Linked DNA regions of Mus musculus: all the other regions are linked to region 1. Evidence: chromatin loops called from intact Hi-C (ENCODE). Cell type or tissue: heart. All regions are shown on one strand.

Region 1 (8,000 bases):
TTGTTTTTAAATCTTTAAACAAGATTTCTACAGCTTTTAAGCATCTTCATTAAAAGTCTTGGCCATTGTTGCATTTTGAAAGTAATTTGCTGCCCACCAGATAAACAATAGCTGTTAGCTAGCACACTCTTAGGGAGACTTGTAACTGGATCCAAAGTGCAAGCCTCTTGCCTGCCGCTCCACTCCCCTGGCCTGGAATGAACCTAAGGCCTCACTCCTGGTAGACAGATGCTCTGCCACCGACATGGATCTCCATCCAGCCATTGTCTGCCACCAAGAACACAGCATTGGGCCGGCAGCAGGGTAGCTCAGTGCATAAAAGGCTTGCTGCTGAGGCTGATGCCCTGAGATTGGATTTGCAATACACATAGTAGAGGGAGAGAACTAGCTCCAGCAGGTTGTCCTCTATGTGCATGGTGGCAGAGAGCACCCACATACAGATGACTGAATGTAAGCCTGCCAGTTATCAAAGCCTGAGCATTTTGTAAGCCTGTGAGAGATGCAGAGCTAAGGAAACCATAGCTTGTGCAAGGTCAGAGGACAGCTCGGGGCAGTCAGTTCTTTTCACCATGAGGATTCCGGGCGGGCTCTTGAGCTTGGTGGCAAGTGTCTTTATGCACTGAGCCATCTTACTGCACCAGCATTACCTTATTTTCTCATCAGTGCTTCCAGAAGTGCAGGGGACTAACTTTAGAGGTCAGAGGGCAGTGGGAAAGTGTGCGGGAGGGAGGGACACAGTGGTGGTGGCAGCGGTGGCAGCAGCAGTGGCACAGCTGACCAGAATTGATATACATCCTGCAGCAGAGGGTAATGGGTAGGAAGGCCTTGCTGATGCCTGGATTCAGGAGACATGGGGAGAAGATGTTATGTGTTCCTGTGCAAAACAAAGGGGAGAGAATCAGTTTTTAGACATCGATTTACAGAGTTTTGGCATTTCAAGGGCAGGCTCTCTATTTCTGACTAAGTTAAGATAGGACTTTAATTCATTTTCACTCAGTTAATCAGTATAACTGAAGTGTATGTTCTCTTCATAATGATCTATACTGTACAAGGTGTGAATTTAGCCTTTCCTAAATCCCACTTTCCCCACATTATTTTGAAAATGTTGGATCTTCTGAAGAACTGGGAGGAATGTACAATGGATGCCTCTCGTTTTTGTCCAATCAGTAGTTGTCTATAGTGCTTTCTCCGATATGTATTCTAGGTTTCCTCCTGCGTTTGTCACACCATTGATAACACCTCAATTGTTAAATGTGTATGTATGTGTAAGTGGAGATCAGAGGTTAGTTCACCTTAGATGTCACGCTTCAGATACTCTGCATCCTACTTTCTGAAACAGGGTCGCTCACTGGCTTGGAATCCACAGCTTTGGGCTAGGCTCGATGGCTAGCAAGCCTCAGAGATTTGTCAGTCTAGCTGCCCAGCACCGGAACTCAGGTCCTCATAGCCCTGGCTGTCCTGGAACTCACTTTGTAGACCAGGGTGGCCTCGAACTCAGAAATCCGCCTGCCTCTGCCTCCGGAGTGCTGGGATTAAAGGCGTGAGACACCACTGATCAATTGATCAATAATTAAGAAAATGCCTTGGGGCTGGATCTTAGAGGAGACACATTTTCTCAATTGAGACTCCTTTCTATCTGATAACTCTAGTTTGCACCAGACTGACATGAAACTAGCCAGTGCATTGTGTTATTATTATTTTTTAGGGGTAAAAGTGATTAAATAAAAAATTCAGAATGCCTCACCCCACTTTCTCTGCAGCTATTAAAGTACACTGGGTTATTTTTTCTCAATTTAAATACATTTTAGTATGCCAAACCTATTGACCTTTCCCTTGGTGGTGTGTGATCTTTATGTTTTATTCTATTTTTTTCCCCTCTAATCAGCTCTTTTGTCAGTTTAGCAGATGAGTTGGGAGGAGGGAGAGAAGTAATGAGGTGGATGGATGGAGAAACACAGAAATGGAGGGAAATTCTGAGAGAGGGCTTGACTAGGGATGGTGGAGGAGAAAGTTGGTTGGAGAAGAAAGGGAGACATAGCTAGAGGCAAGGACATCTGGGAGCTCAAAGAACTTGACTTTGATTGAGCTGGGAGAGAGAGAGAGAGAGAGAGAGAGAGAGAGAGAGAGAGAGAGAGAGAGAGAGAGAGAGAGAGATATTTTCCTCTTTTGAGGAGGGGAGAGGCAGCAGAATGAGATACAGGGGCCCAAAGGGCAAAGGAACAAAAGGTTCGGGTCTTGGTTAGGGTTTTACTTTTGTGAGGAGACACCATGACCAAGACAACTCTTAGAAATGACAACATTTAATTGGGGCTGGCTTACAGGTTCAGAGTTTCAGTCCATTGTCACCAAAGTGGAAGCATGGCAGTATCCAGGCAGGCATGGTGCTGGCAGAGCTGAGAGTTCTACATCTTCATCTGAAGGAAGCCAGAGAGCATCCTCAAGCTGCTAGGAGGAAGATTTCCAAGTCCATCCCCACAGTGACACATTTCCTCCAACAAGGCCACACCTTCTAATAGTGCCACTCCCTGGGACGAGCATATGTAAACCATCACAGTTCAGGTAACCAAAATGGCTGGATTATATAGGGAAAAGCCTCATCGGGAAAAGCAGCCCAGCCCCTGAACTGGTGAGTTTAGGGTAGAGGGCTGCATGTGCCAGCCACACCCTGTAACAGGCCGGGACTGAGGGATGCTGGCGAGGACCAGGAGGCCAGGTCCACTTTGATATGTTAAGTAGTCCTCTGCCATTGTCCCAGGGTTAACAGCCCCACTAGGCGCAGCTGATTTGTTTTTCTGTTATTTGAAGCCAGAGTACCCCTTAACTAGATAAAGGTCAATTCCAAAGACTGAGAGCAACATGAGAAGGGTGGTTTCGATGTGCTTGTGTATGTGGGTGACCAGCAGCGCGACCGGACAAGAGTGGATTCATCTTTGGCTCCTGCATGGTAGATGATTCGCGCTCCACTTGAGGAGGAAGTAAACTTCAGATAGGTTGCTGGTGGCTGCCAGCAATCGCTACTTGGATCCAGTCGTGCCAGACTCCGCAGACCTCTCTCCATCATCTATCACGTGGCTGAGGACTACCCTTAACTAGGCTGCATAGCACACTTGTGGGCTTTTGTGAAATGGAACCTTTTCCCCCTTTTCGTCTGAGAGTCGGCTGTGGTGGAGATTAGTGTGGACTTCATAAAGGCTCCCAGGAGAGTGAGTTGTTCACTTGGCATGGCACCCGCTACCTCACCCCCACCCTGGTTTAGTAGGTAACACAGCCACGTCTGACTGTATTAATACAATTGCCAGCGTCCTTGTCACCCGGAGGCTTTGGTTCAAAGAGGCCTAGGTTTGCACCTCGCCCTCTTGCTTCCCGAGATGGCCGTCAGAGGGCGCTGCGGCTCCGCGAGTCGCTTCCGGGAATGGAGAGGGCGGGGCAGGGCGGGGCGGGGCGTAAACCGGAACCTGGCAGCGGGTTCCGCCCTCGCGCCGGGGAGGAGTCCCGGAGCCGAGCTGGAGCTGGAGCACCTCTCACACCCTCCTCGCCCTCCCCACCGACATCATGCTCCAGTTCCTGGTGAGTGGGGCCTCGGAGGATCGGGCCTCGCGGTCGCCTCGTTCCCCCGGGGTCCCGGGTCGGCGGTGCACGGCTCTGCAGTTGGGGCTCGTCGCCCTCGGGTTTGCTCGCGCAGTTTTCCTCTGGCCTCCTCCTAAGTCCTTGGGTCTTTGCCTGGGTTTGTTTATATGTAGTCCTTCAAGTTCCGAAAACTTTGGGGTGTCAGTGATATGACTGCGTTTTCAAAAAACCACTTACTGTGAGCTCTTGGCGAAATCTTCGCGGTAAGTTGGGTCGGAGGAGTCATCAAGATGACTTGGCTCCTGTCCTCTCCACGCGACTTCCCGTAGACCCCCATCTATTATATACGGCTTATTTGAGGCCTCAGAGTGCCTTTCACACGCCGTGCATTAGTCAGCCACATCACGAGGTCGCAGCGAGAGATCCACAGTGCCCTCCCTCTTCAGACCTTTACAGATTGCCCGCTTTGAGGAGTGAGTCAGACTGCCCTGCGAGTAACTCTTGTAAAAACCTGCCCCTCCCCACACCCTTTCAAGTCTCCTTTTTGAGTTAACACGTTTTTCTGGCAAAAATCAAGTATTTCTAAAATTGCCTGTTGAGGATTCTAGGAAACTTGCCAGTCAAATTTTCAGATGAAAGTTTTCAAACACTTTCAGATGAAAGCGTTTCATCTTCGAATTCTAATAAAGCAGATATCTTCTTTCTTTCCCACGGTCAGTGGCTACCTGGTGCTCCGAGAATGAGTATTGTTTACATAAAACTGCCCTACAAAGACTCAGTTGCCTCTGGGGTTTCTCTAGTGTCCTAACTAGGCCTTAGTTTAGGAGGTAGGAGTAATTAGCAGTAATTTACTTGTTAGGAATCACTTTTAAAAGCAGCATCAGCCAGCTAGTGTAAGGTGATAGGATTGGCCCTTCCACTGCATTTGCTGTTCATTGATAAGCAGGGAGAACATTAAATCGATTACACTTAACCTTTTAAGTGCTTTGCTGAATGAGGCTACCTGGTGCGGGACTAGCGCTCTGTACTTAAACATGGGTTTTGATTGGAAAATTCAAAATTTTCAACATTTATGGAGAGATGCTGAAGCCGACCATTAGATGCTTAGCTAGGATGTAACTGATGTTCCTTCTCTTGCCCTGGGTCTGTCTCCTCTTCATTGCTTTTGTTGGGAAAAGTGGAATCAGATGTACAGAGATGGAATCAACTTTCCTCTTGTGGAACTTGGTCAAACACTGCTAGTTTCTGCAAATCTTGCTTTTTACATTAGCCGTTTCAACTGTTTTCTAAATGGTTAAGAGTTTAGACCCTATCTTTAATCTCAAGGTGTGTGTGTATGTGTGTGTGTTGGGGACGTGGGGTTGGGTGGGTGTTGGCCAGGTTATTTAAATTTTCTATGCTTCAGTTTGCACCTCATGAGGTTTCAAAAGGAGCCAAGATGTTGAACACGTAAACACTAAATCGTGGTTGAGATATACTGCCCTGTCTCTTCTGTAAGGTATCAGAAATGGGAACTGGCCTCCCACTGATAGGAGAGGCTTGGGTGTGGTGGAAAGATTCCAGGCTCTTCCCTTTGATGGTGCAAGGCAGCTGAATACTTTGTAACCTCTGAGATGTTGCCTAAGTTGAAAACTTGCATTTGATTGTGTGGCTTGTCTACCCATTACCCCTATTTCCACACCGCACTCCACAGCTTGCTCCTAGCTTGGCTGAAGTTCTTTGAAGGAACACCTAGATGGGAATTGGACTGTGAGCACTGCTGTGAGTGTCAGGGCACCTGAACACTGCTACAGTTTCTGTTCCTCTTCCCCCTGGGGCCCAGTAGCATCACCTCCTCATAACTCACCCTCATTCAGCTGCTGGGGCCTGTGCACCGTGCTGTGTGGGTTCTGTCCTGGGATAGCTCAGAATTGCGGAGTGAGGGGACCATATCTGGGTGTAGCAGCTGGGAGGCTCTCTCCCTGTCTCTAATCTTGTCTCCCGCTGCTTGCTTCTGCTCTTAGTTCCTGTGAAGTGCTTAAGTCCGGAGCTGGCTGTGCTTCCTAAACTCACCCTTAGGGAACGGGCTCCTCCCCAAGCCAGCACCTTTCACATCAGCTTCCAGGACAACCTTGAATCCCCTTCTCTGTGCTTCCAGATCCCAAGTATCAACTGTCAGTGGCTTTCCTTTGCCTTTCTCTCAGCCTCTACTCATCTGGATTGAGTTTGCCTTCCTGCTTTCCCAGTCCTTTCCCCACACTTAACGCTCACATTTGAAATGTTGACATAGTCATTGATTTCTTTCTCGTATTCATGCATTCACCGGTTTATCTAGTCTTTTCTTAGAATCATGTAATACCGTAGGTGCATCTTCTTTGTTACATTGCATCCGTTTATCTGTTGATGACTGTGCGTGCCTCTCCTGTGAGGGCCTGCACGTGCAAGAAGTCTGAGGACAGCCTCCAGCAGCCGGTTCTCCTTCCCTCATGTGGGTCTAGGGGGTTGAGCTCAGGTTGCCAGGCTCGGGTGCAGGGTGTTACCCTGCTGAGCCATTTTTCCACGCCAGACCTGCTGTGTAGTCACGAGTAAGATCTTTACTTGCTCCGTGCCTCAGTTTCCCCCAGCATAAGCCTGGGCAGTAATAGTGGTTATTCCACGTGTGCATGCTTGTGAGGATCAGGCTGTGAACTAGCAGGGTTCTCCAGTCTGGCTGGCATACTGCCACTTCTCTCCACTACTAAAGGATTTGGTTGGGGATATAAAGGGACTTAGTCAATACGCAGTGAGTGACTTCGTTTGCACTCAGCTCTGCATATTGCTGGGCCCATCCGCATATTTAACTAACCATGGATTAGATAAATATGAATGAATATGAAAAATATAAATATTAGCAGATAGTTGCTCATCAATGGTATGTGTACAGTTTTTCCTTGCCGTTCCTGAGCAGTGCAGTGGGATAGACTGCCGCAGGCCTTCCATACAGTAGGTCTTATGAGTGATCAAGAGGGTTAGAGTGTATGGGAGGACATGGGGGGCTCCCGTGCAGTTGTAGGACCTGCTTGAATAGCTACAGATGTTGGTGTGGGGGGTGTCCTGGGATGGAGCCCCTCATTAATTTTAGGTCTTCCTTCTTCACCTCATTACTACCGTTGATTATAAGATAGTGGTTACAAGGTAGCTCCAGCTTCTTTTAGAGCAGGCAAACCCGTACACCTTTCCCAGAGAGATTTCATGTACTTCTGTTGAATATTGGCACATTAAGGAGGTTTTTTTTTCTCCTTCTTTTCTTCTCTAAGCAGTATTACTGAATATAAAGCATGCTTTCCTAGGAAGCAGTGAAGGGCTTTAGCCCTAGCAAGGTTTTGCTTTAATACACAGAATGTAGGGTTGTTTTTTTTTAAACTACTAAACATTTGGTGATAGTCTTCACACTGAGTTTAAAAACTAAGACAGAGAAATGGTAGTGTGTGTACATGCCTCCTTGGAAGGCCTTCTGATTTCTTCTTTTGAATCTGAATTTAAGAATGCTGTTGCCATGGCTGAAGAGATGCCTCGGCTGTTGAGAGCGCTGGTCGCTCTTCCAAAGGACCTGGGTTTGATTTGCTGTACATTGATAGAGGCTCACAACATCTGTAACTCGAGTCCTAGGGGTTCTGATGTTCTCTTTGGCCTCTGTGCATACTGCACGCATGTGGTGGGCATTATATTATACATGTGGGCAGGACACCCATACAGGTAAACATAAATAGCATTTTAAAATATTTTATCAACTTAGCTTTTTATTAGTTCTAGTTAGTTAATGTACAGTTTTTTGAGTTGTAGATGCTTTTACCATAAACCAAATGTCATTTTTAGGTTTCCTTTTCAGTGCTGGCATGAGCCTATATTTGCTTAACAATTTTTAAAAAAGATTTTATTATTTTAAGTGTGCTTGTGCTCAGGGTAGAGGTGTGAGTTCTCTGGTGAGTTGCGGGTAGGCATGAGCTGCCTGGTATGGGTGCTAGGACTGAGCTCGCATCCTCTGAAAGAGTAGCATGAGCTCTGAGTCGCTGAGCCATCTCTCCAACCCTTTTTAAAAATAGATTCTTAAATCCTTATCAGTAACTTGGGCCTGGGTGTGTTATTTTTGAAAATACAGTTTGATGAGTCACATTCGGACTTGTCAGCCGCTTTGAGGTTTTGCCAGGAGCTGTGCCAGATAAACATTGCGGTTTTATTTGCTGGTCTCCAGACACAACTTTCTGAAAGGGAAGGCCCTGAGTGGATGGCAGATGCATCTGTTTTGGAGTAGGCGCTGTGCCTTTTAGCAGAGCTTTTTAGTGTTAATGGATAAAGCATTGTTGACCAATCTGTTTGTGTGTTAAAAGAAATAGGTACACTTACAATAATGTAGACTCCTCATGCGCAGACTCTTCCATTTATTGGACTGGTTCTATTTTGCACCTCTGGAATTT
Region 2 (8,000 bases), 130 kb after region 1:
GGTCTCTCGTTCAGATGCAAAGACCCCTTTCTCCATACATACTCGGGTATTCTTATATTGATTTCCACCCAAACACACTCTTCACATGCAACAGTAAGCACCCGGCTTCTCTTCCAGCCAAGATTAGAAGCTTCTCCAAGGAGCAGAGACCATGGCTAGTTTCTCCTAAAGCACCCAGCAATGTGGCTCCTCAAGCAAACTCAGCCAGAACGTTGGAAATTCACAGCAACTCGAACAACATAAACACTGTACTTTCCTGGTGCTCAATAAAAACTCCTTTTGGAGTTTCCCTCTCAGTGTTTTAGAAATACAGACAACACCATGCCTGACACCGGAGTGTCTTACCATTTGCAAAGCATATGATATGTCACAGCACTCCCCAAGGCCAGAGAGGAGCTGCTGTCCTGTCTTTTGAGAACACGATGTTCCCCTGAAGCCAGTGATGTCACTAGGCTTGCCATCATTCATAGGACATTCTTTTCACTCAGTAATGAACCATTTTGGAAGCTCAGCACGTTTCTCAGAGTAGGCCAGTTTCTTGTGCCCAAACATTGATTACGTTGTAGAAACTGGGATTTGAACCCTGAACCTAAGGACTATAATGCGAAGTGTTTGCTGTACTGTTTCCACACTGGACTACATTTCCGTCTTTACCTCCTCCAGGCTCGGCAGCTTAGTAGGGGTTATTCTCTGGGGCACCAATTTATTAATTTAAATGTTTAGTTAGCATATGTTAATTATATATAAAAAGACAGTGAGCTTCATGGAGGAATTCCTCAGTAGTTAAGAGCACGTGTTCTTCTCGAGCACCTAGGTTTGATTCCCACTACCCATATGATAACATGATAGTTCACAGATGTTTATAGTCCAGTTCCATGGGATACAGTGCCCTCTTTCGGCCTCACTGGGCACTACACACACATGGTGCACAGGCATACATGCAAGCAGAACATTACATACATAATACATACATACATACATCAAAAATATTATATTTATATTTATATTTACCAAGGAAGCAAGCAAGCAAACCAACCAACCCATGGCTTCTTCATGGCATTTTCATACATGTGCATAATGACTTCCCACATATTCATGGCATTTTCTTTTTCTTTTTTTTTTTTTGTCGAACTATTTTATTTTTTATTAGGTATTTTACTCATTTACATTTTCAATGCTATCCCAAAGGTTCATGGCATTTTCATACATGTGCTTCCCACATAGTCACTGTCCCCTTTCCTGTCTCACCCCCTTTCACTTGTGCTAAGTCCCTCCTCCTCCCAACCAGTGTCATGCTAATTTATTTTTTATTTCCCTCTTCATTCAAGGGGTTGGGACTTGGAGCACTGACTTAGATGATACTGAGGAACATATTCGTTCATGTTAAATGGAGACAGAGCTGATTGCAGTTCATCTTGGCAGTTGTTGGGGTCTGGGACAGAGTCCCCCAAGAAAGCTGTTCTTATAGAGACCCAGAAGACCCAGGGCTGACATGGGGGTCCTTTCTACAGCTGGGTCTTCTGACCAGCACTGTAGTGGGTCTGCTGTGGCCAAGGCCCAGCACTTTAGCCCCAGTCACAGGAACCATCTTGGAATCTATCCTTCTTAGCATCTTTGAGTGATTATTCCTTGATCTTTAACTGCGTTGGCTGTACTTTGGGCAGTAGGATCTGGGTCTCCCTGGCTTCGCTTTAAATGCTCTTTACAGTTTACTCTTCCTTTGATCTCCTTCTCCTTTGGTGGCATCAGGTCAACCTGAGCTGACCTCAGCCCTGCAGCTGCATTCTTACGCTGGCCATAGGGCTCTACCTCCTGTGACTCTCTGGAATGAAGAACCTCAGAACAGAACCTGTGACAATGTTCACCAGCTTGAGAAATAGGAAGTAGTTTCTGTGTAGCACCATCCTGCCACTAGCCAGCCTGGCCATTCTTAGAGGGTTTATTATTAAAAAGTAACCATCTTTACCCAGCGCCAAATAGCTATCTAAGGGAAAAACTCAACCGTGTGGATGTTCTTTCCCAGTGTTGTGTCATCCAAACATTTGGCCCCAGAGAGAATCCGGCATATGTGTGTATTTAGCACACAGACACCCAAGCTTTTGGACAAGAAACAGAAAACTCAGCAAACACAGGGAATCCTGGCATTTGTAGAAAGGAAAGTCGCAAGGCCGAGGAGTCTGTGGGTGGTTTCGGGCCAATGTCAACAGCCCCAGTATCTCTGAGAGCAGTAGAGACTCTGGTGAGAGACTCATCCCAGCCTAATGAAGTGAGGATAGGTGGCAGGGTCAACACTCACCTCCCCGAATGACCGCTCTGCCCTTTCTAGCTTCTGGGCTAAGGAGCATGTGTCAACTTGCATAGCCCCCAGCAGTCTGCTTTCTTGGCTCTGGCTTACCTTGGAAGGCAAAAATAAGTTCTTTGTTCCAGCATACCACAGCTACTTAGATGTGGAAACTTAGCCTTCTTAAGATCAAAATCCCATTACTCACCCTGCCTGCTACTATATTGGAAAGCTTGTGGCCCACAATTAGCACTGCTATAAGTAGGCTGGCTAAAAACGTACCTATCTTTGAAAAGGTGATGATGACCAGCCAGGAGCTAGCACATCTGGCCCGAGGTTTGGCATACGCATGCAGAACTATACTCAAGGCAGACTGTTTTGCAAGCTTTAGTCTTCATTGCCTCTCAGGGACAGTAGACAGAGAAAGGATTGGGGTCTCTGAGCTATCTGCCTCCTCTCACCTAGATGACTCCAAAGAAAATACATTGCCTTTGTCAGGCTGAGATTGATTAACATGACATGGTCTAGCCAGCTGTTAGGTTCTGTAACCTGCCACCCCCTGCCTCTGTCTCCCGTCTTCAGCTACATAATGAGGCTCTGTCTTAAAAAGCAAGGAGCTGGGAGTGTGGCTCGGTGGTTGAGTGCAAGAGCACAAAGCTCTGGGTTGGAGCTCCAGCACAGTCACAAAGAAAACCAGAAAAAGAAAAAAAAAATTCACATGGTTTCTTGCTAAGGGGGCATACCCCGAACGTTGCTTCCCTGTTCGCGATCCCTTACAGTCTAGGCTGGAAGAATTCTGTTTCTCAGAAGGCCCATTCTTCATCCAAAACATCAACAACCCCCCACTGCCTTTGAACATCGAATCAGAGCAAAGCAAACAAGGGAACCAGAGCGACCCATAGTGAAAGCGGGAGGGGCCTCGCGCTGGTTGCCGGCAGCAGGTGGCGCCCTTGGGTCACCCTCTTCAGTCTCTAGCAGAACAGTGCCTCCTATCTGTCAAAACCCTTAACTTGTCTTTCTCAGCCTTGAGTGTTCCAGCTTGCTGACTCTCTCAGCTTAGGAACTCCCTCCTTCCCTCCTCAGGCAGGGCCCACATGCTGTCCTTGCAATGGGCAAGGAGTTGCATTTCTGGGTGGATGGAAGCACATTTATTATACCACACACAGCGGAAAGAAAACAATTCCACCCAGTTCCCCTTTCTTTAATTAAAAAAATATTATTGTTGCTGTTATTATTATTCCTATTATTATTACTACTACTATTACTTATTATTTGTGTGTGTGTGTGTGTGTGTGTGTATGGTTATTTTGCCTGAATGTATTTCTGTACACCACATACATGCCTGGTGCCTACAGATCCCCTGGAACTGGAGTTCTAGATAGTTGTATAGAGTCATGAGGGTGCTGAGGAATTGTGCCCAGGTCCTCTGGAAGAGCAGCCAGTGCTCTTAACTACTGGTAGTAGATGGTTACAGAGTCGCTTCAAGGATGAAATCAGGTCTTTGCATATGCCTGGCATACCTGTCTTCTGAGAGGCTCTACCAGCAGCTGATCGAGACAGAGGCAGATAATTACACCCAACCATTGGACTGAATTAAGGTTGAATTAAAGGAAAGATTGAAGAATCTGAAAGGGAGGGCGACCTCATAGGAAGACCAGCAGACTCGACTAACACAGAACCCAGGGAGCTCCCAGAGACGGAGCCACCAACCAGGAGCATACACAGCCAGGTCTGAGGCCCCTGGCACATATACAGCGGAGGTCTGCCTGGTCTGGCCTCAGTGGGAGAAGATGCACTTACTCCTCCAAGAGACTTGAGGACCCAGGGAAGGGGGAGGCCTGCTGGAGGTTGGGAGCACCCTCTGGGAGGCAAGTGGGAGGAGGAATAGGATGAGGAATGGTGGGTCGGAGGGACGGGGGGGTGGGGGAGGAGGTCAACGACTGGAATATAAATAAATAAAATAACTTAAAAAAGAAAGGAAGAACGGAAAAAAGTGGAGTGGCATATGTAAGTTCACTAATTGCCCACTAGATGGCACTCTCTTCCCAGGAGAAAGGAAACTTGCGAAAGGGGAGAGGTACTAAACGTTGAGCCAGCTGCCTGAGGGCTGGCTTCTGTTTGCCTGCTCTAATCCATTGCATTTGGGCAGTTAGCTTGAGAAGAGCAACATTAAGGTCAAAATCAGTGGTCCACAGCCTTAGGAATGTGTCTTCTGTGGCCATTTGTGTCAGCATTAATTATTGCCAGTGTAGGGGAGGGGAAGGGAGTAGAAATACACCCAGCTCAGCCGGGAGTCTTGTGTTTGGAGACTAAGGGTGTTGGGGGGATATTAAGATTGACCCTGAAGCTCTAGGATGTGACCAAATCGCTCTTCATGGTCCAGATGGAAGACATAGGAGATGGCTGAGACTCCTTTATAGATGCTGAGTTCTTGGACTGCCTTGTCCCTCCTGCTTGGGACACTTTCCACATCATCTACACACCACTGATCCACACTGACAGTAAAACCCTGTGAATTCTAAGGGCTGTAAAGAGGAAGCTTGCCACCCTGGCAGCTTGGTACAGATTTGAGCGCCTGTCTACCCACTTTAGGTCATTGGCATTTTCTGGAGTGGGTCTTGGCCCAAACACAAGCTTTCTCTTTCAAACCACTTTGGTCACACACACTAACTTTCCCTCCCTTAAGCGCCGCCCCATACCAGCACCCAACCTAGGCTGGGTTGGCTGATGGCCCTGTAGCTTGCACTTCCATGGTTACCTACTGGTTCAGCTGCTACTGGTGGTGCCTCAGTTTCCTCTTCTGCTCATACATATTCAGCCCTGCTTTGACAGTCTTCCCAGGCCGCATACCTTTGCTTAGGGGCTTCCATTTTCCTCAGACGCCAATGGCCTGGGTTCCTGGACATTTCCTCTGCGGCACCCAACGCTACAGATCCAGTCCCCTCCCCAGGAAGCCGGGAGCCCTCCCTGAGCCCCTCAGCTATGCTCTTTGTACCCTGCTTTTATAGGTACGAGGATTGGAAAGTGGGCTATGGGGTTTTCGGTTGAAGCAGTGCTGTTCTTCCTGCTCAGTTCTGAGCAGGCTGCGAGCTGCTGGGATTGTTTTTTATTCCACACCTGAATCAAGAGTAGCATATTGCACAGTGGCTTCATCTTTTAGCCTCACAAACTGTGGCAAGGCCAACATCCTCCCCAGACGGTCATGGCCCCGAACTGCTTTGAAGGAAACAACCATGTCAGGACACCAATATCTTTTCCTCCCTTTTTTTGTTTTTCTTTTTTGTTTGCATTCTCTAAATAAAATAGAGAATGTCGGTATCTGGAGAGGCACATAAGGTCAAGTGTGTGTTTATACAAGGTGATCAGATTGTGTTTGAATGCCGAAGGAAAATGGCATGGGAAATAAAGTATTTGTGGTTGTTGACAGTGAAGAAGAAAACAGGGAGGCTTTCAGCCATTCTCTGTCCAAGTGTTTTCAGGCATGGGCACTTTGAGAATAAGTCACTAGGTCCACTAGTAACACATACATCCTTCTGCGAAAGGCTGCCTTCTCTGATGACCAGTTCTACCAACCCTTTCCTAATTCTACCATGAAGTTCCCCTTCTCAATTCACGATCTTGATCTGCTTTTGGCATTTCAGTCTCTTATAGCCTTTTCCCTTTCAGTGTCTGTAGAAGACTGACACCATCAGTGGCCCAGGAATGGCTTCTGTAAATCTCACCTTTTGCCCTGTAATGCTCTGTCCCAGTCTACCCTGACTCGGTGACCCAGAGTCTGGTGTGGTCACCAAACCGGATCAGCATAGAGGTGACTTTGCAAGGACACAGTGATGACTAGAAACAGGAGTGGGGCTGCTCAGATCAGCAGCGTGGAGCAACCCATCCTTCAGCTCATGAACAAAAGTAACTGTTTACAGTTGAAGGACCCCGTAGTGCTGCGGTGGCTGTTGGGTAGCAACACTGTGACCATACGTGCTGAAGCTGGCATTGAGATTGCTCTTTGTTTTGAGGAAGGGGGTCTTGTCATGGTATCTAGGACGGCCTTGGGCTCCCAATCCTTCTGTCTTGGCCTAGTGTAGAGCTGGGATTCCAAATGCTGGTCATTATTTCTGGCCTATGGCATTGGATTGGAACACCATAAAGGCCAGTCTTACTGTTGAGACTCTGGATGGCATCAAGTCGGCCCCCTCCCTCCTCTTCCTGTCCTGGCTAGTGGGAGAGGACTGCGATAGTATTGAGAGGGTTTGATGACTCATTTTAGTGTAAAAGCAAGCAGGAAATCATGGCTGTGTAGTATGTGTGGTGGAGAAAGATCTCTAAGAATAGGGGAAGGGACACTGTGAGCCTCGATGGCTCCATTACTAACTAAGCTTTATTTAGTTAACACAGTGAGCAACTACTGTATGGGAGGCACAATTCTAGATTTGGGGGCTATCATGCATGGCACATCTGTCTATGTGAAACTCAAGTTTACCATCCAGGGCTATGGTGGCTTGATTATTGCACCAATATTGATGATATGAAAGCGTTCCTTGTATCCAGCCCACTCCATCCTGCCAGGCACAGCTAAACTTATTTCCTTCAAACACTAGCTCCTTCCTAAACTTTCTGTCCCTTGCTCAAGGATATGGTAGCTCTGCATGGCCTTTGGGGCTGAGCTTAAACTCAGTCTGATGTTTTATTGGCTATGCTCTGTCCTGTCCTGGTTGTCCAGTCCGTCTTCTGCTACTCCCTAGAGCAGTGGTTCTCAACCGTTCTAAAGCTGTGGCCCTGTAATGCAGCTCCTCATCTCGTGCTGACCTCTCAGCCATAACATTATTTTGTTCCTACTTCATAACTGTAATTTTGCTATTGTTATGAATAATAACATAAATATCTGATATGCAATCCCCAAGGGGGCTGTGACCCACAGGTTGAGAACCACTGCCCTAGCGCTTCAGCCTGTTCACACACTTGGGTGTATTCCAAGCACTGGCCCCTTCCAGCTGGGAACAGGTCCCTTGCCAGCCACCCCACCTACACTAGCAGAGTCTACTCATCTGCCCAGTTCCTACTTAGCCCTCATCTTAGCCTTGTTGGTAACTCTAGAACATGCTAAGCTTGCCTGTTTTAGAACTGAGACTAGTCATAATCAGACGTGACATGGGTCACAGTGTTCTCATGCTCCAGTGTCAGTTTCCATGGGGGAAAGCCAAGGGTGGGGAATCTAGACAATCTTGTGGAGTGGTCAGCTCAGAGCTACAGGAGCAGTCACTAAAGAGTGTGCTCTCTTCTTTCCTACTCTCTAAGGCCAGAGGGGACCGAGGAAAGGAAGCAAGTACTAGTCTGTATAATAATGTGATTCTACACACACACACACACACACACACACACACACACACCCCTGCCCCAAACCTGGATATGAAGATGGTACCTTGGAAGTTGCAAGTCAGAAATGTTTCCTTCAGAGCTTGCTAGATGGCTCAGCGGGTAAGAGCACTGACTGCTTTTCCAAAGGTCCTGAGTTCAAATCCCAGCAACCACATGGTGACTCTCGACCACCCATAATGAGATCTGATGCCTTCTTCTGGCGTGTCTGAAGACAGCTACAGTGTACTTATGTACAATAAAAAAATAAATCTTTAGGAAGGAGGGAGCAGGGACTGAGCGAGCAGGGCCGACCAAAGAGAGCAGGAACGACTAGAGCGAGCACAGGTCCTAAAAATTCAATTCCCAACAA
Region 3 (8,000 bases), 290 kb after region 1:
ATGAGCTCCAGTATTCAAGCTTGGGCAAGAAGTGTTTTGCCCACTAGGCCACCTCCCTAAGCCCCTAATTTTACTTCTTAAAATTATTAGGATAGTAGGATTATAAAGTAATTTTTGTCTTCTGTATATTTTTGTTCAAAGATCCTTTGTTATTATTTCATCAGAGGAAAAAAGACAACCTATAATAGAAAGATGAGCACTTATACTGTACTAAATTTTCTGAGTTTACTGATAACACCTCCATTTCCCATAGGCTGATATAAGCTTTCTTACAGCGCTCCTGGCAGGCTGTAAAAAGAACAACAAAGTGATTAAGTTTTATCAGCAAAACATGCTAGTTTAAAAACATTTTTTTAAAAAGTAAACAAAAATGACATAAAACAATAAATGCAAGATGACTGAATCTAGACCATTTTAAAAATGGCTACATTTTTTTTTTTTAAAGAAAAAGTGAAAAAAGATCCCAGTAAGCTTGCAATTTCTAAAGATTAAACTTGATACTTTCTTGGATTCGATATATCCTACTACCTTTCACATGGTGCACAACTGTTGCTTTCCAAGCCTATTAACGTGTCAAGGCAGATGTAATTAGAATGGGGTTGGAGAGAAACCACAGAGAAAGGGAAGTTAGCGGCCTAATGTATAGTGTTTCCCAGCCAGTGAAACAGAAGTACACGTAAACAAGAGAGTACACGTAGTAGAGCGGCTGGAGAGTTTAAGGGCGACCCACCAACACAACTCACAAGCAGTCCCAAGAAGGAACCTTGGATCCTCAAAGGCTATGGTAGTCTTATCTCTAAATAGTCAAGGGACCATTATGATCTTGCCCCAATCTTTAATTTTTATATACACAGTAGCAATATACCCCTTTTGCTATCTGAGAGTGTTTAGCAATGAAGGCCAAGAGTATGTTAAGAGGTTAACAGCAAGGACTTCGGAAAGCCTGTGAAAGTGAGTTCAAATTTCAGACCTACCATCCACTTGACAGCTTCAAGACCTTGGGTAAAATCTTTACCTATAAAATGTTTAAAATTACACTCATGGGTTGACTTGATAAGAATTAAACAACACCTGTATATTATATTACAATGGTCAAATATATAAAATGTTAAAAACATTCTTTTTTAAAGCAATTATGAACAGAAATCTCAGTAATTTACCCATGTTTTTCTCTGAAAGCCAACAGACAGACACAATATTACCTTTTTCTGGATTGTTGTTCAGGATCACAATTACACACATAAATAATAAGACTACGATTTAAAAAAATTTCCACAGGCCTTATAGACACACACTGAACCAGATAATTTGGTGAGAATTTAGGCTTACCAGATTTATTTGTCTTTATGCTAATTATGTCTAAACTGTCTTCATTCATAGTTAGGACTAAGTTCTTTCAGCAAGCCTCTTATTTTCTTAATGGGTTGACTCTAAGCCTTAGCCAAGAAAATAGAAAACAAAACAAAACATAACTACTTCAAAGCAGACTGATCATTTTATTTTATTTTATTTTATTTTAAATATATGCTTTAGATTCTGACAATCTTTGGTTTAAATCCAAGTTGGGCTAGTTGGCAACCTTGTCCAACTACTTAACTCCTCCAAAACTTAAGAGCCAATGAATGGCAATTACTTTTTTTTTTTTTTTCTGTGTAGCCCTGGCTGTCCTAGAACTCACTTTGTAGACCAGGCTGCCTCTGTCTGCCTCCTGAGTGTTGGGATTAAAGGCATGCGCCACCATGCCCGGCAATTACTTTTATATAACTAGTTTAGTTTATTGAAATCATAGCTAAAAATCACAGTAAGGAAAGACGTTCTTACTAAGAACATATGCTTTTAATGTGTTATAGGGTTATACTGGAGATATTAAGATTTAAAAGAACAGAGCATTTACTGTCCAGAGGCTCTGGGCCTAATGAAGAACAGATACTCTGCAAAATCACAATGAGAAACAGGATAAGAAGCTTCACTTCCTTTCAAGGTGAGGTGTTGGGAGTTTTTGTTTGCTTGTTTGTTTTGGGTTTTGGTTTTTGTTTGTTTTTGGAAGAGGTGATATTTAGGTTAAGAGGACAAACATGAATTCATGAGCTTGGAGGCTAACTGGTGAAGCTTACTTGGTCAAATGTAAGCGTACATGGACAAAGCTACTTAAAGAAATACAAGTGAGGGTCTGGAGTACAGCTTTCAGATAGGGAAGAAAAAGAATTGTTCAACACAACACAATGTCCCAGTAGACCAAAAGATAGAGTTGGAAGTGATATAGAGTCAAAAGCATCTATCATCAAGTTAGAGAAGGAAGTTCACTGAGAAAAAAAATATGCTTAAAATAAACACTGATCCCTTCAGCTAACTATTGAAGATGACCAGGATGGGGGTGGGCAAACCAAATCAAGAAAATACAGGGGGTGGGGTGGGGTGGGGTGGGGAATAGGAAACAGCAGCAACTAACTTCAAGTCATGCTGAGACTGGAGAGTGAAGCAAGGTAGTCTTGATAAACCTCAGCTATGCAGGACAATCACCCAATTTCCACTTTGGATGAATGGTTCAGTCATGAAGTTGTAAGTTAACATATTGACAACAGAAACAATTTCATGCATGTTATTTTTGTAACTGTAAATTCTTTATTAATGTTTTGTATTTTAAATCCCCTATGTTTGAGCAGGGGCTGGAAAAACAAGAGCCACTCACTTTGAGACAATCGTGTGTTGTTCCACTACTGGTTGATGTATTTTTCTATAACTCTACATTGAAGAGACGGTAGTTCAGGTTTCTATTTGTTACTAGCTAAGGTAGTCAGAAGGTAGCTTGCCTTAAACATCCATTACAATCAACTAAGCAGATCAAATACATGTGAAAAGTCTAAATTATAAGGCATCAAGTGGAGAAAAAACTATCATCCTTGTACAATCCTGTAGTTAAAAACAAACAAACTAACCAACCAATCAACCTGCTTCTGCCTGTTTCCTAAAACAAGTCCTGTGAGGCAGGATGCCACCGCTCACACCTTTTAAGATTTAAAATCTTGACCGCAGGCTCACACTTTTTGAAGAGGACCAAGATGTTCACAGTTGTCACAAAATTCTACTTTCGGAAAATAATAATAATAATAATAATAATAATAATAAAACTATAGAAGTTCTCCTTACAATTACAAAAGGAGCAATTTAAGACCCAAAGGCAGGCCAGGTCAGAACTTTCCAAGTACCTCCAAGTATGGTTTTGAATTTGGGTTTCTTAACCATATCCCAAACATAGCGTGATCAGACTGCAGTACTATTTACTACACACGCGCGCGGACTTCAGATGAAATAATGGAGTACCCCAAGTTAAAAGGCTTTTTGAAAACTACTCCGATTTCCCAACACCCCAGATGCCAAATGGCAACCTTACCACTCGAAGCAAACGATACACACACATACACATATTATGTGGTGGTGGTGGAGAGGAAAAAGGCCACACCCAAGTTAAAGACTTTCAGAGCGAAGTGACACCAAGTTTCAGAAATTTAACTATGGCTATTTTGGGGCAGCTCATTTCACGGGTGACGGATCCTCTGAATCCTCCCCATCTCCACCAGGCCGCACGTTCAGGAAATCGTTCCCGATTCGAACTGCTCGGGTTTCCTTCTCAGGAACCCGGTGCGAGGCCAAGATGGAGAAATGCCTCATTCAAAGATTGCAGTACCCGGGGTATTAGAGGGCCGGCCCGTGCCGATCGAGGGAGACAACCAGGCGCCCGTTACCTGCGGGGCTGGGACAGGCCACAGCCGCCTTAGCAACAACACAGCGGTTACCTGGCACCGAGGAGCCACCCAGATCCAGGCCCTGCGGCGTCCACGAGTCTCCCAAGCTGGCCCAGCTCCCGGTGTCCCCCACGCCCTGGGCTTCACGACCACCCACCCCGCCGCAGCGCAGCATCAGCGCCGCGCATCCCCGCTCACCTTAGCCACATAGTCCTTCACCTCATCCAAGTCTCCGTTTTTCAGGGCCCACATGAACTCCTTGTCGCACATGACTGCAGCGGGGTGGGCCGGCGGGCCGGGCAGGAGCGGCGATTAGGCCCGACGAGGGGACACGAGAAAGCGACGCGCCTCAGGCCGCTGAGCGGGCGAGACTGCGGGTCGCGGCTACGGTTCGGGCGGGAGAAAGTTCTTCTGCAGCCGTTGGGCCCAGCAGAGCAGGTTCCGCCTAGCTGAGGAGAAGCAGGACGCTTACACTTCCGGTTCACGCCCCGCTAGGGCCCGCCTCCCACTTCCTCTTCCTCTTCCTCTCTCCAGAAAGCTCTGCTCGGGACCCCGCCCCGACTGCTTACCTCAGGAGAGCCACTTTTGCGCAGGCGCATTATCCTGGCCGGCCAAGGCAGAGTAGAGGCGTGGTTCCAATGGGCGGGGCCGTGAGGCTGAGTAGAATGTTCCTGGAGGTCAGGAAAATCAGGGGCTGAACCTGGGGAGGTGTTGGATGGGAGTAGGACACTCCAGTTCCACGACAGAGGGGAACGTTAGTTTCCAGGGCTCACTTTCTAATAATTCTAAAAATAACTAATAATAATAATAATAATAATAATAATAATAATAATAATAATAATGTGTTTAGATTCTCTCTCTCTTACTATCCCACTTTAAACTAGTAAAAGAGGAAAAACAAAAAACCAACCCACTCTCAAAACATTTTTATTGAGACTTTCATCTATGCATATAGTATGTTTTGAACAAATTCATTCCTGAATCCCTTCTCCACTTCACCACTACTTTTCCTTCACAACTTTATGTGACCTCTCTTCTTAAAACAAAACCAAAAACAAAAAACCAAAAACCAAATTTTCATTTACGTGTATGATAGTTTTGACAGAATATATACATTTATGTGAACCAATGTGTGCGAGTGCCCGAAGAGGCAAGAGGAAGCATAAAATCTGAGAGAGCTAGAGATACAGACAGCGGTGAGCCTTCATATGGGCCATGCTGGGAACCAAGCCGGGCTCCTCTGCGAGAGCAGCCAGTGCTCTTAACCTCTGAGCCATCTCTGCAGCAGTGCTCGGGTCTTGTGTTGAGCTCTCTGAACCCACTTAGCGCTTCCTGTTGAGTGCATACGTGTGGGACCTACTGGTTTGTTTTACCTTTAGGCATCAAACTCTATTCCTATTCTCATACATCAGTGGCTGGGTGGGGCTCTCTCCCTTGGTCTTTTCTCCTCTCTCTCCCACTACCACTCTTGGCCTTTCTTCTCCCTTTCCTCAACCATGCAGTTTCTTTGGGACATCCACCAGAAGGAAATAAAAAGGAAAGAATAAAACTTTTTTTTTCTCAGAAGGAAATCTTCAACACGTAGTTGAGACAACGGTGTCAGTAGGTTTATTTCTTTTTAATTGCATACGTACGTGCTTGTGTACAGATGCACTGATGTGGGCATGAGTGTGCATACGTGTAAACTCAGAGGACAACTTGTGGGAGAGTACTCTTATGTAGGTCCTAGTGACTGAATTTAGGTCACCATCGGGCTTTGTCACAAGCATCTTTCCTGGTTGAGCCATCTTGCCAACTCAACAACGTGAATTATGTACATTTACTTTCTATGGTGGAAAATACTTAAGTGTGTGATGGCAATTAAAAACTAGGAGCTTTTCCTGACCAACAAATGACCGCTAACAAACATGCGTAGCATCATTAAAAATTTGTGTGGTTTAAGAAGCACTCACTTTTTATTTGATTTGTAGCAAACAGAACTGTTTTTCTGAAGCCAGTTTTGTTCTTAGAATTTGGCTGAAACATCTTAGAATTCAACCACCTGGTGAATTCTATCTTACAATCCTAATGATTCAAATTTATGTATATACCCAAGAACACTGAGAAAAAATTCCTACTAGAACTATTATGTATATAGGCTATTATTCATTATTCGGTAAACAAATAAACCAAACTAATTTATTTCTGCACCACAAAATACAGAGGTTGGAAGCATACGGTGGAGTTTAATAGTTTTAAAGTATTGGGCATACTCTGGCTGGTTTTGTGTTCTGACCAGCAAGTTGTTTAACCCTTTTTCTTAAAATTTTGTAGCAAAATGATGCTGTCTGGTGAGTACACATTTGTTATCATTGAACAGCAATAGATAAAGACTTCACACACACACACACACAAAAACTCTGAATAGTTAAAAGCAGCTTACATTGTTACTGTATTTAATTCTGACGGTTGAGAATACAAATCGACACCTTTCTGGAAGGAAACTTCAGTTCAAAAAAAAAATGTGAGGTGAAGTTTGGTTCCTCACAAACCTACCCCAGTGATGTCCAAGTTATAGGACATGGCAGGTCTTGGTTCAGCACTAAGCAAGACTATCCCCATGTGACCTACTCTTACCGTCAGCATTTCATTTGAGTGTCTTAAGCTTAGTATATTTAAGTATATTATATCTTGTTTTATAGATTCGAAACTTAGCTAACTCTACATACCCCATGGTTCTATAAATAGCTTCACTGACCACCCAGTCACCCAAACCAGAAACATGAACATCACAATAGCTCCAGCTATTCCCAACTTTTTCCTAACCCAACTGTCAAAGGCCCTCGACATACTTCAAAGTTGGTTGACTTCCTGTAGAGTTCATTATTGATCCCTACAGTCACCCGAGCAGACAGAGCTGGCCTTTTGGCCAATCTCATTTTTATTTTCACTGTGTTCCAGGTGATTTCTCACCATTCTGATTTTTCACTGTTTTAAGCACAAACAGAGCATCCACTCCTTGTTCTAAGCGTTTAGTAGGTTCCTAATATATGTTCTGTTTGTCCATCAGATCAGGGCCCTCTGTAATCTCCCCTGGGCAATCCTAACCCACGACATTCCCTTAACCACTGCTTCTCGAGTTTCCACATATCTTACCTTCTGTCATTTTCAGAAAAAGCCAGCCTATGGCTTCTATGTATCTTATTTCCTGTTTAAGATTCTCTTTTAAATCTTGCTGTTTCTTTTTAATCTTTGAGATCTACATGCAAATTTTACCTTTAAGTGAGGCTTCTAAAACTACTTATTTCAATCCTATATCATATTTTTTTCAATTTTCATCTTTTTTATTTACCTATTTTGAAAGGACTTTGTGGGTATTCAATAAATGATGATTTTTGTCTGTCTGTATGCAAGAGAGGATTGCTCTTCTTGAATTCTTTGTAGTCGAGTGATTTCATGTAACTAATTTTGGCCTATTACTGCGAATTCAAGTGACATTAGTCATCACTCGGCTGTCTAGTTCAAGACTTTCTAGAACCCAGTTTTTCCTTCTGCTGTAGCAATGGGCAACATTCAAGACAAGGATGACATAGACAGCCGGGGGTCCTTAAAGAGCATTTGCTCAGAGATGGCCTCATCCTTTGATGAATATGTAGTATGAGTGAGATAATTTGTTGTTTCAACCACTGAGACTTGGATATTTACTCCTGGAGCAGCACTGAGTCAGTCTTGATTAGTTAAACAATTCCCAGTTTGGGGAAGGAGTGAATAAAGCCAGTGAACTTTGACTTAGGAATCAGGTAGTACATAGAAAAGGAAATGACAGAAGCTGTGAGAATGGTGATTCACGTTCATAGGAGCAAAAGATTAGGAAAGACTCTCAGGGCATGGGGACGCCTGGAGGCAGATAATGCAATCCATATGCTTGTGGCTGAAGTGGAAGAGGCTGGAAATGGAACCCAGCTCTCCATGTTGGTAAATAGTGATAAATAAATTACACAAAACAGTACAGGAAAAGATCAGCTTAGAAAATAACTGTCCAGTTTGCAAATAAGCGTGCAAGTGAGCTAAGCGATACCTCAGTAGTTAAGATGAGTACTGTTCTTGGAGCAGGGAGTTTGGTTCCCAGCATCCACATTGGATGGCCTAGAACTCAAGCTCTAGGGATCCAATACCCTCTTCTGTTCTCCACTGGCACTGGCACTCATGTGTACACACACACACACACACACACACACACACACACATGCACACACACACATAGTTAAAAATAAAATG

Evidence for each region. Peaks named below come from ENCODE experiments on the same cell type or tissue, not always from the same donor. Only the 100,000 strongest peaks of a DNase experiment are listed, where the experiment ranks them.
Region 2: a loop joins it to region 1, with 3 times the contacts of the local background. A loop is called at or near these places in 19 of 42 quality-filtered maps.
Region 3: it touches region 1 in a loop (2.5-fold over the local background); 7 of 42 quality-filtered maps call a loop at or near these places.

What each region holds. Positions count from the first base shown.
Region 1 is chr6:35,249,216-35,257,215 of GRCm38, forward strand. 1810058I24Rik (RIKEN cDNA 1810058I24 gene) reads left to right here and starts at 3,495. Exons shown (of 3, transcript NM_001384235.1): 1 at 3,495-3,567. The coding sequence starts at 3,553. In heart, CTCF peaks have their summits at 3,355 (motif pointing right) and 5,625; DNase peaks (open chromatin) are centred at 3,486, 3,966 and 7,706; H3K4me3 peaks cover 4,305 bases; H3K27ac peaks cover 5,179 bases.
Region 2 is chr6:35,376,838-35,384,837 of GRCm38, forward strand. No RefSeq gene overlaps it. Among named protein-coding and RNA genes, the nearest start is that of Gm38789, 32 kb to the right of the region's middle. In heart, CTCF peaks have their summits at 886 (motif pointing left), 3,252 (motif pointing right) and 4,304 (motif pointing right); a DNase peak (open chromatin) is centred at 3,214; H3K4me3 peaks cover 915 bases; H3K27ac peaks cover 1,232 bases.
Region 3 is chr6:35,535,598-35,543,597 of GRCm38, forward strand. It overlaps Mtpn (myotrophin), which reads right to left and starts at 4,291. Exons shown (of 4, transcript NM_008098.4): 1 at 3,942-4,291. The coding sequence starts at 4,013. In heart, a CTCF peak has its summit at 4,200; a DNase peak (open chromatin) is centred at 4,294; H3K4me3 peaks cover 2,157 bases; H3K27ac peaks cover 1,220 bases.